Regions from separate parts of the Mus musculus genome. Here region 2 is linked to region 1. A link is a loop called in an ENCODE intact Hi-C map of the cell type or tissue named here. Cell type or tissue: heart. All regions are shown on one strand. Each heading gives the region's core, and the rest is flanking DNA. Links, peaks and the distances in the headings are about the cores only.

What was found. Peaks named below come from ENCODE experiments on the same cell type or tissue, not always from the same donor. Only the 100,000 strongest peaks of a DNase experiment are listed, where the experiment ranks them.
Region 2: a loop joins it to region 1, with 1.8 times the contacts of the local background. A loop is called at or near these places in 2 of 42 quality-filtered maps.

What each region holds. Positions count from the first base shown.
Region 1 is chr12:30,020,361-30,028,575 of GRCm38, reverse strand. No RefSeq gene overlaps it. Among named protein-coding and RNA genes, the nearest start is that of Gm15691, 35 kb to the left of the region's middle. In heart, for the core only: no CTCF peak of the experiment used is centred there; a DNase peak (open chromatin) is centred at 3,955.
Region 2 is chr12:29,698,106-29,706,320 of GRCm38, reverse strand. The region is part of intron 3 of Myt1l (myelin transcription factor 1-like); the gene reads right to left. Among named protein-coding and RNA genes, the nearest start is that of C630031E19Rik, 16 kb to the right of the region's middle. In heart, for the core only: no CTCF peak of the experiment used is centred there; DNase peaks (open chromatin) are centred at 3,530 and 4,160; H3K27ac peaks cover 851 bases.

The DNA.
Region 1 (8,215 bases), core at 2,159-6,158:
CACACTTCTTACATGTACACCCATGTACACATGAACACATACACACACATGCACAAAATCTAGGGTCTTGCTTAAGGCCATTTTCTTTCCTGAGGTTATTAGGCAAAGTCAGTAACATGCTACAGTAATGTACAAGACAGACAGAAAAGTGTGCACATGGTAAAATATCAGTGGCAGAGCAATGCCTTACAGGCTCTGTGCCAAATGTCTATTCACTAAATCCTGAAAATGGCCCTTGGCCTAGGGCTGATGTTCATCATTTTGCAGATACAATCAGATTCAGAGATGCTGAGCTGCACATGAGTGTCACAGAACAGCTAAGACACAAGTGTGGCATCCACAACAGGGCTTTGGTGCCACTGGAGGCCATGTGGCTGTGCAGCCTCAAGTGCCCCACTCTCCTTGCCAGCCCCAGAGTCTCCGCTGGGGTTGTCCTTCCAAGTTTCCTCACAATGAGCTCACTTCCATCTCAAGGTTCTTCCTGAGGGCAACACTGTTGTTGATACAAAAAAATGTAAACAAAAGATTATTTTCAAAATTAGAACCAGATCTTAAGGAAGAGAATGAACCTCTCACAGCAAACTCCAGTAGAGTCTGTCCACATTTTAGTGTAGTCGATCACTAGCTGCTGTGCTAGGGACACCAGGGTTCTCTGCAGAGGTCATGACCTGGGCTATGGTCCAGGCTACAGAGAAGCCAGGTGCCCTAGATTTGCTGCAAAGACTTTCTACATCTGGTATTCATATGCCTGAGGACTACTAAATAAATAGTCACCCAAATCTAACGTGTAGAATTTGGCCAAAGATGGCCCTGTACCAGCCTCTGTGGCTCCTGTACCTGCTGGCACTGCACTGAATATGTTGTCATTCATTCATTCATTCATTCACTCGTTCATTCATTCACTCTTCAGAAGGAATCTTAACCCAAGTGAGCAACTTCAATGCCAGCCTGGGCTACATAATAGTTCCAAGCTACCCTAAACTTTAAGAGTGAAACATGATCTCATCAAACAAACCATGAAACATACAAGTCCATTAATGAAGATACTGGTCCATTCTCTTTTCATTTTTCACATGGACCGTCTCAAAGTTCCTACTACCTCTTTGTGTGTGTGTGTGTGTGTGTGTGTGTGTGTAACTAAGCTACCAGCACATGAACATGCAAGGAACGAACCATGTATCATTTATCTAACATGGATTTTGAGTAAACTTGGAATGGGAGCCATTTGGACAAGCCAAAGTCCCCCAGCTAGGAAGGTCCTACATGTAGCGAGACAACGTTCATAACTCTTCAACAAACCAGCTCTTCGGGGAAAGCTCTGGGTTTTTCATGTGCCAATGTCAAGTTCAAGTGCTCCCATCACAAGAAATCCATGCTACCATGATGTTCTGAATCAGAGTCCTAGACATGCACAGGAGACTCTCTTGAACAGGTCCATTCAAAGCCATTAGCAGTAAGATATGGCTAGACTCCAGCCAGCCTGGTAGACAAGAATTGAGGGGTCCCAGGAAATTGCTAGTGGAGATTGTAGCCCAAAAGTCTCCTCCATACCTAACACTGAAGCTGCGCAGAGTGTCTGTGTCCTCGCTAAGCCTAGTGAACTTGAGCACAGGTTCTAAGATCTCTAAGGCCAGATTCCTTGCTGAGGGGCTGTTCTAGTTGTAGATAAATGTTGAAATGAAGCACTAAGCAAGTTTTTTAGGAGGCATTTGAAGCCCAGTGAGTATTTACTCTAACCATTCACCTATCCCCCCTCTCTTCAGTGTACAGACAATCAGACACTTGGATAAAGTGCACTTTTTAAAGATCTACAGATGACTTCTAAGCACACTCAGGCTTGAGGAGCTCTGATTTCAAATGCCAGCCTGAGTCTGTCAGACACTCGGGGGCTGATTTGAAGCCATCTCCAGGAGAAATAGTCAAATATCCAGATTCGTTCCTTCTCCACATGAGAGAGCTTTCATGCCGAAGGTGTATCATAACCCCGAAAGGGAACACTCAGGAGTCTGTGTCCTTACACATCTTCCTAGAGAGCGGGAAAAGCAACCATGTCCCTTACCTGTCTCTGGTCTTGGAGAGATTTGATTTCATGGCCCTTCTCATCCATAGGCTATAGCGCCAGAGCTTTACATCCTTAACAATGAGAGAAGACAGCAGGCTGACGTGCAGTGGCCAATCTGACCATGCTCAGAGAAGGGCAAAGCAAAACTTCTCTGCTTAATGAATGGTGTGGCTCCATCTCAGCTGATCCCTCTCTGGAGAAGAGAGCTCATCCCACTCTCCTCAGCCCTCAGGAGGAATTACAAACACACCTGCTCGCCTCGCATCCTCCCATTGGTTCTTCCCCTCCCCCACTGGATGACACACCAACCCTTGCCAAGTGCCCATGTGCCCTCAAAGGCAATGCACTCTGAATAACTGTTAGGAGCGGAGCTCTATACTCTAGAATCTATAATCACGGAAATTGCTAGTGTTCGGTGGCAACTGTTTTCTTTTCCTTCCTTCCTTTCTTTTCTTCTCTCTCTTTTTTATATATTCTATCAATGATGTCAGGTGGGGAGTGTTAAAATCCCCTGCTCTGTGAAAAACCCTACTTTTATATTCAACTCTGCCTATTTCTATACTACTTGGTGGTGATTGTACACTGTTAACGACAATGACTTCCTGACGACCTTGCTGCCATTATGGAATGTCTCTTTTTGTCCCTGGCAATATTATTGCCATAAAATCTATTTTACCTGGCACAAAAACAAACACTCTAGTTGTCTATCCTCAGTGTTTACCTCACGTCATTGCTTATCCTTCCACAATCTCCCCCAGTGGACCTTGAAAGTGTGGCTCTGTGGAATGGGACATAGTTGAAAGCTCCTCCTTTTCCATTCACTAAGCTACTATTCTGTTGGTCACATCTATTAATTGGTGAATCTAGATCATTAACATATAATAGAACCACCACCAATTTAGCTGGATTGAAAAAGGCCATTTTATGAATTTATTGGTTCCTCTTCCCCCGTCTCTTATGACCAAGGGTGACCAAAGGAACTTTCTGTGAATGTACATACTGCTCCTTCCTAGCTTAGAGAGATTGAAATTGAGACTGAGACCCTCATATCCAGGCAGGTTGAACACTCACCATCTAACAGCTCATTACTTAGCTACTCTTATTATTTCATTACAAGACGTGTGTTAGCATTTTTATAACTGGGGGAGTTACTTTTCAACAGCTACTCTAGTGCTTACTATAGGATATGCAACCTCTCTGGGTCTGCTTTGAAGCAATAGGGTTCTATTCTGGATTCACAAAGAAGCTTTGCCACTGGACAGTGGGGATGGATTACTTTCCATATTCAACACAAATAGAGGTCCCTGGGAGGAGAAAAGCAGTGTTGGATACTTGCCGAAATACATATCATTCTACTTTGATTTCTACAACCCTGAAGGACAGAGTCTCCACCAGCAGTCTCTTCATGCGCTCAGAATGATCATCCACATTGTGGTTGTGCCCATTCCGGTAACGACCAAGTTACCATGCTGTCCTCTTGCTTTACCATCATCCTGGTGGACCTTTCTGCTGAGTGGAGAATTCTTGGTTATACTCCTTTGTCTTACCACTTTAAAATGTGTTGTTCTCTGGAGGAGTTCTAGGGAACCATCTAATCATTTGAATATCTAATATGTTTTTCTGCAGCTTGTTTTCAGAACTACAGTCTAAAGGATGACGTAAGGGCACTGGGTATTTTAATTAGCACGGGACTTTCATATTTTTAATCTAGTCCTCCCTATCCTGTGAGAGGAAAAGGCTTCCAGCTTCCACAGCCTCTCCACCTCACAGCTGAGGACAATGAAACCCAAGGAGACCAGGACTGTTTTGAGCTCTGGCTGAAAACACAGCCTAGAGTAAATAAAAATCACATGTTATGTTGTGAGAAAGGAGAGTGATGAAGAGCAACAGTGACTCACCCCAATAGCTGCACTGGTTGTACAAGACCTACACAAGGGAGCAGACAGTGATCCCCAAGAGATTCCTGGAAATGCCAAAGTGAAGAATAAAGGAGGCTGTGTTTCAAAAGCAACTGTGGCTGGAACAGCTCAACCGAGCTGGCCTAAGGATAGCAGTCTAGGCTCTATGACTGAGGTAGCCTTCTGCAGGCACAGACCATTCCTTTCTAGCTCACAGAGACTGGGCTGGGGACTGAGACCCTCGTACCCAGGGACATTGACTATTAATCACCCAGTAGCTCATTCCAAATGCAATTTGCCCAAAGAAAGTTTGGCTCTGTACCTCAAATGATTGTTTTAAAAGAAATTTGTCTTCAGTATATTCTCTTTGATTTTTGAGATTATAATTACATACTTTCTCCCTAATTTTTCCTCCTTTCAAACCTTCCCATATTGTGCTCTTTCAAATTCATGGTCTCTTTTTTATTGATTATTGTTACATGCATATATGAATATATATGAATACATAGATATTTCTAATTACAACCTGTCAGTCTGTAGAATGCCATTTTCATGTATGGTTTTCAGTGCTGACCATTTCATGTTGAATAACCAGTTGGTATGCTCTTCTGTAGGGAAGACTATTTTCCAACTCTAAGCATTCCTTAGTTGCCTGTAGTTTTTCAAGTCTCATGTTTTTTCTCCATTCTGTACACTTTTAAACGTCAATTTTTATGCCCATCTTATAACAAAGGTCATAGACCTCTGATAATATTATTGACCTCAGACAATTCTTTTAATAAGAGAAAACATTTTCTGAAACTTACGAAGTATAAAAGTATATTTTAATTACACTTAAGGGAATTGTAAACAAAATAAAGCAAAGCCCTTGTATGCCCCAATTACGGCTGACAGTGGTGGAATGGAATTTGAACTTTGACACAGTGTGCCAAGGATTTCAGCCAAGGATTTTACCATGCCTTTCAGCTGCGATTAGTGTTGCCTTGCTTCAGATTAAGAAACAGAAACAAGGAGGGAAGGAGAGGAGAAAGGAAGGAAGGAGGGAGTTTTTGTTCTAGTTGAAGTCTCCCATTGAATGTGATTTATAAACATTTTTATCCATTCTGTAGTGTGTCCTTTTTGTTTCTTATGTGATCTCAAAAGCAATTTTACTTTTTTTTTTTTTTTTTGAGACAGAGTTTTTCTATATAGCCTTGGCTGTCCTGGAACTTACTATGTAGACCAGGTTGGTCTTGAACTCACAGAGATCTTACTTTTTCTTCTATCCCAGTGCTGGGATTAAGAATGCACACTACCACACCTCACCCACAAATTTTTCTTAAGCCATATTTTTATCCTAAAATGTTACAGTCATATGTACTACACACAAATCTGTGGTGAGGTGATATCTATGAATCACCCTGAGGACCTATGTGCCCCCAGAATCCAGCAATACAACCCCAGCACTTCTCTCCCAAGATCCTCTGAGAAGCACGTGGTTATGTGTCTCTTTCTATGTTGGTCCAAGCACACCACCTCTGCCCTTTCTGTGTTTTCTTGTTCCTATCAAAAGGATCGCAAGGCTGTTGTCTCAGTGCAATGATCACTTCCAGGAAGCTGAACTTCCATTGTGTAGACCCCAACTTGGGTTCCAAGTCTTCCACTCACTATGACAGCATCCCACACTGCTGCTCTGCAACTCAGAAACAAAGACGTGCCATGTCACAGGGGAAGGACATGTCTCTGGATGATGACTTCAAAGGCCCCAGTGTTGTTCCTGGACCCGGTGAGTGGACCTTGGGATGTTCTAGGTCCACACCAAGGTCTCCTGCTTCAGAGGCAAAAGCCATGGCCAGGTGGTTGTTTCTCCCTCCCCGCTTTCTGAGGACAGAGCCTGTAGGACTGACCACTCCAGAGTTACAGCTTGAATCTGTAAGTCAATGTACTTGAGGAAGCATCTCAGTTGTAGGGGCTGGGGGAGGTATGGAAGACAGCTCTGAAGACTATTAGCCTTACTCCAAATACCCTGCATCTCGCCTGGCTAGGACATCTTGATTTCTCACCTGCTCTTGGTGTCTTCTCAGGATTTCTTGATGCTCTGGGATCCATCTGGACACACAGACACTTGGAGCTGCTGAGGCATTCCCAGCTCCCTACGCTGGAGAACACTGATGACAACTCTGTCCCTTGTCTTAATAGTTTAGAATGGTAGGCACCAAACATTTTGTGTATGTGCACCTTTGCAACTGACATCAGTTAGCATCAATATGGCCTATTCTGAACTCTGTACTAATAAAAAGCAACAGGGTGACAGATGGTCGTTATCTGCAGCCCTTTTTGAGGCAGTGTACCCCAAAAGGAACCCTACATAGACTTGTGCATTTTATAGCAATAATGGAAGGACGTGTTCTTGAAGTTGTCAGATAATTAACAGTAAGAGTTTTCGGGCAACAAAGGAAGGAGTTTCTAAGGTATGGTTTCACTCTGGCATTGAGAGAAGGCAGGAACGGCCACAGGAGCAACCTGTGGCCTTCAGGCTGCAACCCAGCTTCCAAGCACAGTTGCAGCCTGAAGGCCACATGTCTGAAGTGTGCATTCACCTACCAGTCACTGTGTATCACAATGGTGCAATTTCCCAGCAAATAAACACGGGGCATCTGGAGGACTTGCAATGGCAGGCTCGTTACAGGGTCTTTACAGCATCTGGAAGGGGCTGTTTACCTATCCCAGTGGCTTAGCTGTCCAGCTTCTTCGTGTGTCCACTCCCATTCCTGCTCCTTAGTGAGACACATAGTACTTCTCTCCATCCTTCGCCTGGGTCTCCCCAGACACTGCCATGTTATTCTAACTGCTCTCCTTGACTCAGACTTTTTCCCATCCGTGGCAAGGGAGGTGAAAGGGGGCCTCTGATTGTTGATGGGAGGAAATAGCTTTTACTGTGACATGAGGCGGTCGCTGAGGGCAACATCACATTTCACCCCCACTGCTAGCCTTCTGAGATGACCACCAGACACCCAGAGCAGTCAACTCTTGCTTTAGGGAAACCTTACCCTGTCAACCTGCTGCCTCCCCTGAGGCTTTGGTGTTCCCTCCCCTCTCCTGGGATGGAGCAATCACCCGATCATCCAATCACTTGATCACCCAATCACTCCTATGGCTACCACAGCCCTCCCTGCTGCTTCTCACTACTGGGAAGTTCTCCGACTTCCAAGGTAAACTCCTGGGAGGTCCTGCCCCTTGCCTCATAGTTTGCTTCCACAGCTGGCCTTTCTCCATCTTCATCCCATGAAGTTGAAGGGGTAACTAGTCAGGTCTGCATCTAGTCCACTTTCAGCATTTTCTCTAGTATGTATCTAGTCTATATTCAGTCTGCACATAGGCTGGTTAGCTTATATTTAACCCAGATTGGTAATCTGTCCAGCGCACATCTAGGCTACATTCAGTCTGTGTTTAGTTTTTATCTAAAGGGCTAGATTTCCAACTGATATTACAGAGAGCACCATTTGACCCTCAGAATCCCAAAGAGCACACAGGCCAAGTTCTATCCCTGTTGGCAGGCCAGGTTGTACTCCGCATGCAGAACACTGTACGACTATTCAAGAAGCCATTCCTGGCAGTGAACATACCCATACTTCTTTCTTTCCCACTAGCTTTATCTAACGAAGTTAGATAATTTATCTTACAAGTTAGATAATTATAGACAAAGAAATTGAAACTCTGGTGGATTTTACAGTCTGAGCTCTGAGATGGAACTTATCCAAACTTCAGTTCTTTAGACATGTTGTATAGAAGAGAGGATAAAAAAGAAAACTAGTCTCCAGTAAGATCAGCCTATAAGTGAAGGCACAGAGCTTTGAGATAAAGACTGCAGTAAGTAAAGTCTTAAACAAGCTAGGAATCAAGGGAAAAGAAGACAATGTAAGCTTGTCTTTAAGAAGTCTGTGGTTCATCTGCACAAAGAGCTGTGTCTGGAAGGTAAGCTGTGACTCATGCTGAATAAGGAGGCAAGCCAAGGGGGCAGTTCCCAGGGAAGTCACCATGGACTGAGGATGTAGGATGCAGGAGTGCTTCCAATGACCAAAAAAGACAGATTTCATGTAGGCACCAAAGTAGGGTAGGTTTGTTTGGGGGGGGATTATGGGAAGTATCACACAAGTGAGGGTGGGTTACTGGGAAAGGAGGCCTGAACAAGTCAAAATGGCCTGGATTCAGGGTGTAGCCTTTTAGGAACAATGCTGGCTTCTATGGGACTTGGGCTATCAGCCACTGGACTGTT
Region 2 (8,215 bases), core at 1,986-5,985, 320 kb after region 1:
GTCATTCAGTTGAATGGACGCAGTGTTGAGTTTTCTTCTAAATATATACTGTGTGTTCCCACCGACAATTACTACTCTCAGTCTCAGTCAGAGCTGTGTGCTCAGTCACCACCACCCTGCATTGCTTAGTTCTTCTTCAACTTAACACAAGGTGGAAATATTGTTGGGGGGACCTCAACTGTGAAAATGTCTCCATCAGATTTGGCTTACATAGGCAAACCTGTGTGAGATTTTCTTCATTAACGATTGCTGTGTGAGGGCCTCACCCACTGTAGGTGGTGCCATTCCTCAGCAGCTAGTCCTGAGTTGCTTAAGAAAGCAGACTGAGCAAGGCATAGGGAGCAAGCCAGTCAGCAGTCATCCTCCATGGCTTCTGCTTTGGTTCCTGCCTCCATGTTCCTGGCCTCCATGTTCCTGCCTTGGTTTCCCTCAACAGATTGTGACTAAAGAGATGGAAGCTAAATAAAGCATTTCCTCTCTTCCCCAGGTTGCTTTTGGTCATGCTCTTTATCACAGCAATAGAAACCCAAGTAAGACATTTTTTTTTTCTTTTTTCTTTTGTGAACTGCAGGGAACCTTTGGTTATACAAGATCCTGACAATAAATGACCACTGAGTGTACATCCCTAAACAAGACAATTATGCCATTCATTCCAGAGCTCAACAATTACTTAGGAAGAAGTGGTAGACAGAATGTAAGAGACAGAAATGCCACCCTTTAAGCACTATACAGACTTAACACGAGCATGAACTCTCAATTACTAGAGATGACGTCACCGAGTCTGCCTAAGAACAGGCCCACGAGCATCAGGAAAGGATGGGGGAAGGGCTCAGAAGGCTCGAGCCTCACTGATGACTATGGATACGGTCAGAGAAAGAGGAGCCATTGCTTTCAGTTGTTACTCCCTGGTAATTGTAGCCCCATCAGGCTCCAGTGGCTAGTCCTAACCTCATAGTTACTTAACTAAGTTTTAAACTAAATGGATCATGAGCCAAAATGAAAAGTCATGGGTTTTGGGAAAGGGACAGGTAGAGATGAGGGGGCGAGAAAGATGGGAGGCTATAAGAGAAAATTGTGTGAGTAACCAGGATGCATTATAAACATGCGTGAAATCGCCAAAGAGCCAACTTCATTATTTTTTTTTTAAAGATTCCTCTGACTTGATAAAGAAGCAAACTGAAGATCAGGGAACAGTGTGTGTGTTGGGGGCACTGGGGTGGGATGGGGGTCTTGGCAGCTCCATGTGTTCAGCACGACAGCCTGGGAGAGACAGGTATAGGACAATATACAGACAGTACAATGTCAGCAGAACGCTAAGCCATATCTGTGGAGTGCGAGCTCTCCGCATACTTACATGTATCGAGACTGAACTTCTAAGTGGCCTGTGGTGACCAAGGGTATTACCACAGCTTTTAGCAAACTGACGGCTCTGTCTGTCAATTAGCAGAAAGCCAGGGTGTGGCTGTGGCAAGAGTGAGTTTTCAAAGCTTCACAGCCATGTGCAAAATGATCCCAGTGCTGGGCTTGGTGTAGCCAGCTCCAGTGTGTCATGGTAACAGCCAATGGAGTCCTTAGTCTGGGAACATAGTCATCTCTACCAGGCTCGTCCCAGGTACTACAAATAAATCATGTCAAAAGAGGAAAAGGAAGGCCACAAAAGTCACAGTGTGTCTACCATAGTTTTAAACAGGAGTTTAAAACTATCTGATGGCTTCTTACCCTGGAAACTGCAATGCTCTAACATGCTGCTCTGTGACCATGGCAGAGTTACTCAACCTCTCTGAGCTTTCATTCCTTCTATAGCATGGGGGAACAGAGATCACTGGCTGTGGCATAAACAGCAAGTGAGTACCATCTGCTCTGAATATACAGCATGAGGACAGATAAAAGAGGCCTCTAGTCTGCAGGCTGCGTGTGCAGAATGCTTGCTTACTTCAGCTTGGGCAACACAGAAGGTGGCATAAGACAACTGCAATGTTAGCCGGGTGTGGTGGCACACCCCTTTAATCCCAGCACTCAGGAGGCAGAGGCAGGCAGATTTCTGAGTTCGAAGCCAGCCTGGTCTACAAAGTGAGTTCCAGGACAGCCAGGGCTATACAGAGAAACCCTGTCTCGAACCCTCCCCGCCCCCCCCCAAAGACAACTGCAATGTCATGAGACAGTGCTCCTCAGAGAGAGATTGCACATAGTAGGCCAATTCTGGGAGAGTATCCTTTAGAAAATGCTGTCAATGAGTTTCCAGTCTAAGCATAAGTGACTGGTAAATGGACCCAGGGCAGGAGTCCTGAGCGGGATAGCAGGCCCTCCCCTTGCAGCAGGTACTGGATATAAAAAAAGTCCCCATTACAGGTGAGGAGAGGGACCACTGTAGCAGCAGGACCAGCCCACAGTTAAAGGGCCGAGCTGCTGGGAGCAAAGTGGCACTAGATTCTAAACTATTAATAACACTGTGCCTCCTCTTTCTGTTAGTACAGTGGTCACCGCAGCCCTGTGAGGGAGGCCACAGTATCCTGTACTTAAACGGCATGGGAGTCAGAATGTGAGCTTCACAATGGGTGGGTGGCCACAGCGTCTGTGCTGTTTCTTGATCAAAAGCCAAGAAAACATTGCACCACTCTACAAACACAGGTGGGGTTGTACCTGGAAGTGTCATCGTAGCTTCCCCCCCCCCCCATGAAATGCCAGCGAAACACATCTGCTCCTTTTATGAAGTGTTAGGAATCACGCTGAGTCATGAGATGACAGACAGCTGGCTGTTTGGTCTGTCAGATGCACGAAACACAATTTCTACCAAAGGGAAGGTGCCCTCCACAGCACACAGGCTTCCCCCAAGGCTCTCCTGTTGTTCCACAAACAGGAAGTAGTGCTGGGGACACTAGGTGCAAAGATTGGCTTCCCCAACAGCACTGAGCCAGGGAATCTGAACCGGGAGTTTCAGCCCCTGTCACTGAGCATACAGGCTCTGCATCCCCTCCAGGCTAGAGGGATGGGCAGCAAACACTTTTCTCCAAAGGGATTCCATGCTTCTGGCTGGTTGTCTGTGCTGGGGATACTCCATCATGCCCTGGCTTACTTCCCTCTTTTTTCCTTCCCTTCCCTGGATATGGATGTCAGCTGGTGAGGTCCTCCTGATGACACTTCCAGTGCCGTGCACTCAGAGGCCTCCCTCACTGACTCCTGTTTCTCCACCCCCTGTCCCTGTTCCCATACCATCCCTCTTGCTGTTCCTGTGGGATTCACTCTCGGGAGAAAGGCCATTGGTCATGAGATGCTCTGAGCTTACTACGGGGTTCACTATGGGTTGCTGAGCCCAGAGCACCAGAAATAGCTCCTTTGTGCACAGTCCTTCACATATGGCTAGACAAAACTGGTTTTGAAGCTCTTCTATTTAAACATATCCCCATGTTACACTTGCGTGTGGCTCCCAAAGAGACTTCTGCACTCTGCAGGATATGTGCTCGCAGCCGGAGAGTGCTCCGTGAACACTCCCATCTGTGCCTAGCTCCTAGGCTGATCTCAGTCTCTCCTCACAGAGATGGGAAGGAGCTGAATCCTGGGCAGGCTGCCAAAAACTAAACACTGGACAAAGGGACATACAGGCCTCATTTTCCTGTGGCCTTTAAGAGACAAAATTACCTTTTTACCAGTACAAATATTTTATGCTTTTCAAATAATATGAACAAAAAGGAAATAGCTTTGTGCAACTCAGGAGTTAGGTTACATGGTATTGTTTCTGAGGGTCACACAGACAACCTAGGCAGAGTTCAAATGAATGGTTGCAGTGGATTATTCGGAGCCACCAGTCTCACCTCATTCTACACAGTAGGTAGTTTCTCTCTCAGTGACTGTCTAGTGATGTGTGGAAACACATGATGTCACAAATGTGGAGAAAAGAAAATTGCTTCTGGTACCCAGAGAGCAAAGGCTGGGATCCTAGGACACCCTGGGAAGAACTGGAAGATCCTTTGACTATCAGCTTATGCATGGTAGCCTTTGCAAAAACCAGGATTTATCCTCTTGTCTGCTGCAGTTGGGGACATGTGGCCATGCCAAGCCACAGAGGGAGCAGGATTTGCAATGTTTTTGCTTCTATCAGTGCCTGTGAGGACATGAGGAGATGCCAACAGCTGTTAAAGTTAGATGGCCAGGCCTGAAGTGACCTCCTGGGAGCCAGGCAGCCTGCTGACGGCTGAGAGGTCTGGATACTCCCACAGCAAGCCCAGCCCAGCAGGGACCTCAGAACTCCTCATAGCACCAGTAGGCTAAACAATAAAAGCACTGGTGACCTGGAAACAAAGCTAAGACTGCACAGACAAGACCCAGTGGCTTCCATCCCCCTCCCCCCAAAGGTAGGCAGGCTAGCTCCTTTGTTCACTCTCACTGTGACAGCGACAGGATTTCTTTAGCCCCAGCGGCCACTCGCTAGTGGAAGTTACTAAATCACAGGAGCAGGTGCGGTTTTGCCCATCCAGTGTTGACCTTCCTGCAGAAGCAGATTCAGTCCTGCTTCTCAGCAGACCATCTCGGGATTTTCAGCAAGATGAAAGATCTAGATATAGCCCTTCAGAGGAAGGGCAGCTTCCCTTTTTGGCCTCTTTGTTTTTATTCAGTTTGAAAAGCATAAAAGGAAGTCTGGAAGACCGAACATTGGAAAACCATTCCCTAAACCCTGAAAGCTTGGTAAGGCTTACCATGGAATCTCAGGAAAAAGTACCCAGAAAAAAACAGGGTTTTCACAGAAAATTCCCTGTGCTCACATTTGCAGCCCTTGCCTGTTACATGGCACAAAGACTTATTCACAACCAGTCTCAGATCCTGTTTGTCATTTGCTGTTGAGGCAAGGTGGCTAAACTGCCACCTGCTCATCCAGACCGACTGTTTCCCTTAAACGATGGAAGTGCCATAACACAATGGAGGCAGTATAGCTGCTATCTCTGTCCAGTTCCTGGTCTCTGCAGAACTGAGAGCCGTGGTGCAAGGGAAGAAGGTTTAGAGTTTAAGAAAGTCTGGGACCGAGTTGATGGTGATGAGATGCATCTGTGAAAGATCTGGGTGTCATAGCCAAGCAGGGCTGGGCCCTCTGCTACCCAGGAGAAGAAACACATGCTTATGCTCCAGGAGATAAAATGTGAGGACTGGGAGCTGGGAGGGAAATGGGAGCTATTCCTTTCTCACCTCACTTTAATTCACCTCACCTCAGCTCACCTCACCTCACCTCACCTCACCCCACCCCACCCCACCTCACCTCACCTCACCTCACCTCACTTCTCCTCACCTCACCTCACCTCACCTCACCTCACCTCACCTCACCTCACCCCACCCCACCCCACCTCATCTCACCTCACCCCACCCTCGTCCCTTTCCCAAGATCACCTCAGCTCATAGCTCCCCTCACACTTCCTCCCCTCATTCTCATCTTTCCCCTTACCCCCATGGTCACCTCAGCACATATCACCTGCATCTTCAGCTCCATCTCAGCTCACCCTTAGCACACCCCTCATGCTCATCTTCACCCTACCTTACCTCACTTCACCCTTAACTCACCTTCATCTTTACCCTCATCTCCCCCTTACCTTCACTGTCACCCTCACCTCATCCTCATCTTTATCCTCACCCCATCTTCTCCTTCGTCTTTATTCTCATTCTCACACTCACATGACCCCAACCCTCACCTCACCCTCACCTCACCCTCTCCTCACTCTCTCCTCATTCACCTCACCTCTCTTCACTCACTCCGCCTGACCTTCACCCTTCTTCACCCTACCTAATCTTACCTTATCTCACCCCACCTCATTCCTACCTCAATGTCACGTTACCTCTTTCCCCTCACTCACCTCCTCATCTCTCCTCGATTATCTCACCTCACTCACCTCACCTCACCTCACCCTCACCTCACCCTCACCTCTTCTCTTCTCACTTATCTTACCTCACTCTCCCCTCAGCCCACCTCACCTTCATCATATCCCCCTACCTCACCTAACCCTACCTAACCCTACCTTACCTCACCCCACCTCAGTCTTGCCACACCCTTACCTCATCCCAGCCTCACATCCAGTCTCCTGCTATCGTCCCTCGCCACTCCTGGAAGTTGATATTGCACTCCAAGCCCATCTATACACAATAGTCTCTTCAATGAGGTCCAGGTTGACACCTCATGCCAGGTGTTGTGGACATACTCTATGCCCTCCTACCTCTCCTCGGACATATAGATCCATTAAAGGTTGACCTAATTTATCTGTTTGCTTGCCATATTTAATGTCTAACAAGGGAATGAGAAATGTAAGAGGGCACTGGCTCTGTGGAAGTCAACATCCAGAATTCACCCCCTCACATATCAGAGAGTGCTTGCCCCGAGTACACAGTAGCTTTCTATACCTGATAGGGGCAAGGATTCCTCCAGCTTGCTAACCCCAGCAAGATTTATCCATGGACCTTCAAAGGAACTTAACATACAATCATTGCAATCTAAGAAAAGTATCAATAGGATTCATTTGATATTTTATACATACATTTTGTATATGTGTTTCTGGGTTTCTGGGTAGGCTTTGAGAGCAAGTGAATTCCATATTAAAGGTGTTTTTAGGACTCACACATTTGTAGTAATTATCCTTTCACCCACTGGCAAGGACTACCCGTGTGCGCAGTGTGCGATTACCAAGTGCCTGGCATGCTGTCTTCAGTGTCAAGGATCAGTCACTCCTCTCATGTGTGGTATTTTCCGTGGCCACATGCTGGCTGTCTAAGCTCTCTAAGACCCATTTTTAACATATGCGGAATGAAATTTTAATACTACAATAGCTGTGAGCTCTGCTAGGCGATAAATCCATCCATTCATCCACTCGTCCATCCTTCCTTCCATCTATTCATTGATAGGGGTGTTTTAAAGATTAACGGAGACAATGCATTTAGAGCCCTTCGTGTAATCTGGTCCGTAAATCCTGGGGTGGCAGCTATTACTGCTGCGCCTCCTGTGCAAGGATCGCCAGCCACCACCTTCTTGAAAGGCAGGATCTATGATTAGTTTCTCCCATTCCGAACACTTCAGTGGTTCTTGATTGCTGAGCAAATTAAGCACACGTTCGTCATCCTGCTGGCATGCCCTTTCTTGGCTCACATTATCTCAGAAGCCTTCCTTATCCCCCATAGCGGCTGTCATTTTCTTTCTCGAATCCCTTCAGCTGAGCACTTTCACCGCTATGCAAATGCATTTCCTTGTTTTTGTGCCTGCTGTATAAAGGCCTCCCCTTAAATGAAATGTATACATTTTTGGCAAGGAGCCACGGGTGTAGTTGGTGCCCAATACACGCTTGAATGACACCTTAGTGCTGGAAGATTTATAGTTTACTCTCAAACTGGAAGGCCATCAAGGAAATGCATATTTTATTTTCTTTGGAAGTTAAATTTTTATTGATTAGATGTCTGCATGGTTTAGGATTAGATAGTGTGCTGGGATTTATTATGAAAAGTCTTTTTCTTTGCTAATTGCTCATCTGCCTAATTCGCAGTCATTCTAAATATGTATACATTGCTGGTTTCTTTGTAGATCCTTCTAGAGCCTTTGTGACTATGTAACAAAAGAATACCCAAGCTCCCTTTTTATCATGTAAGAGGCAGTCTGTGTGTCCTTTTCATCTGCCGATGCATCCCAGGGATACATAGACGAAGTTAATTAGATCTCTATAGTATATAATGACTTCATAGAGATCTAATTAATTTAACCCCTAAATCACTGACTCTGGATAGGAAGTCATTTTTACAAGGTCACCTCAGAGCCAGGCCCTCATCTTTATCCTGCTCCAGTGACAACTTATACCTAGTTATAATGTGTACAGCCAGCCTCCAATGTAAGGTACTCCGATAGTCTCAAAGTCCCATGCATCATAGATGTGCAAGCATTTTAACCGTGATGTATTCCTATCACATAGTGTCACAGCGCACCTTGCACTCTGTGATGGTGACCACTCTGGCTAGGAAATCTGGCAAGCAATGTTCCTGTGTTTGGTGCTAATTGAGAATTCCTCTGCAGAACAGTCTCTGTTGCTATGGACACCGTCCCCAAAGGAGGTTTAGAAATTCTTCCACATGTCTGCATGTGCCAGAGAAAGCCTGCCTACTTCCTCTTTAATTCTCAAAGAAATCTCTGTGTGTGGGTGGAAAAGAAACCACCCAACACTGCAATAATCCAGCAACAAAACAAATATATTCACAATGGCCT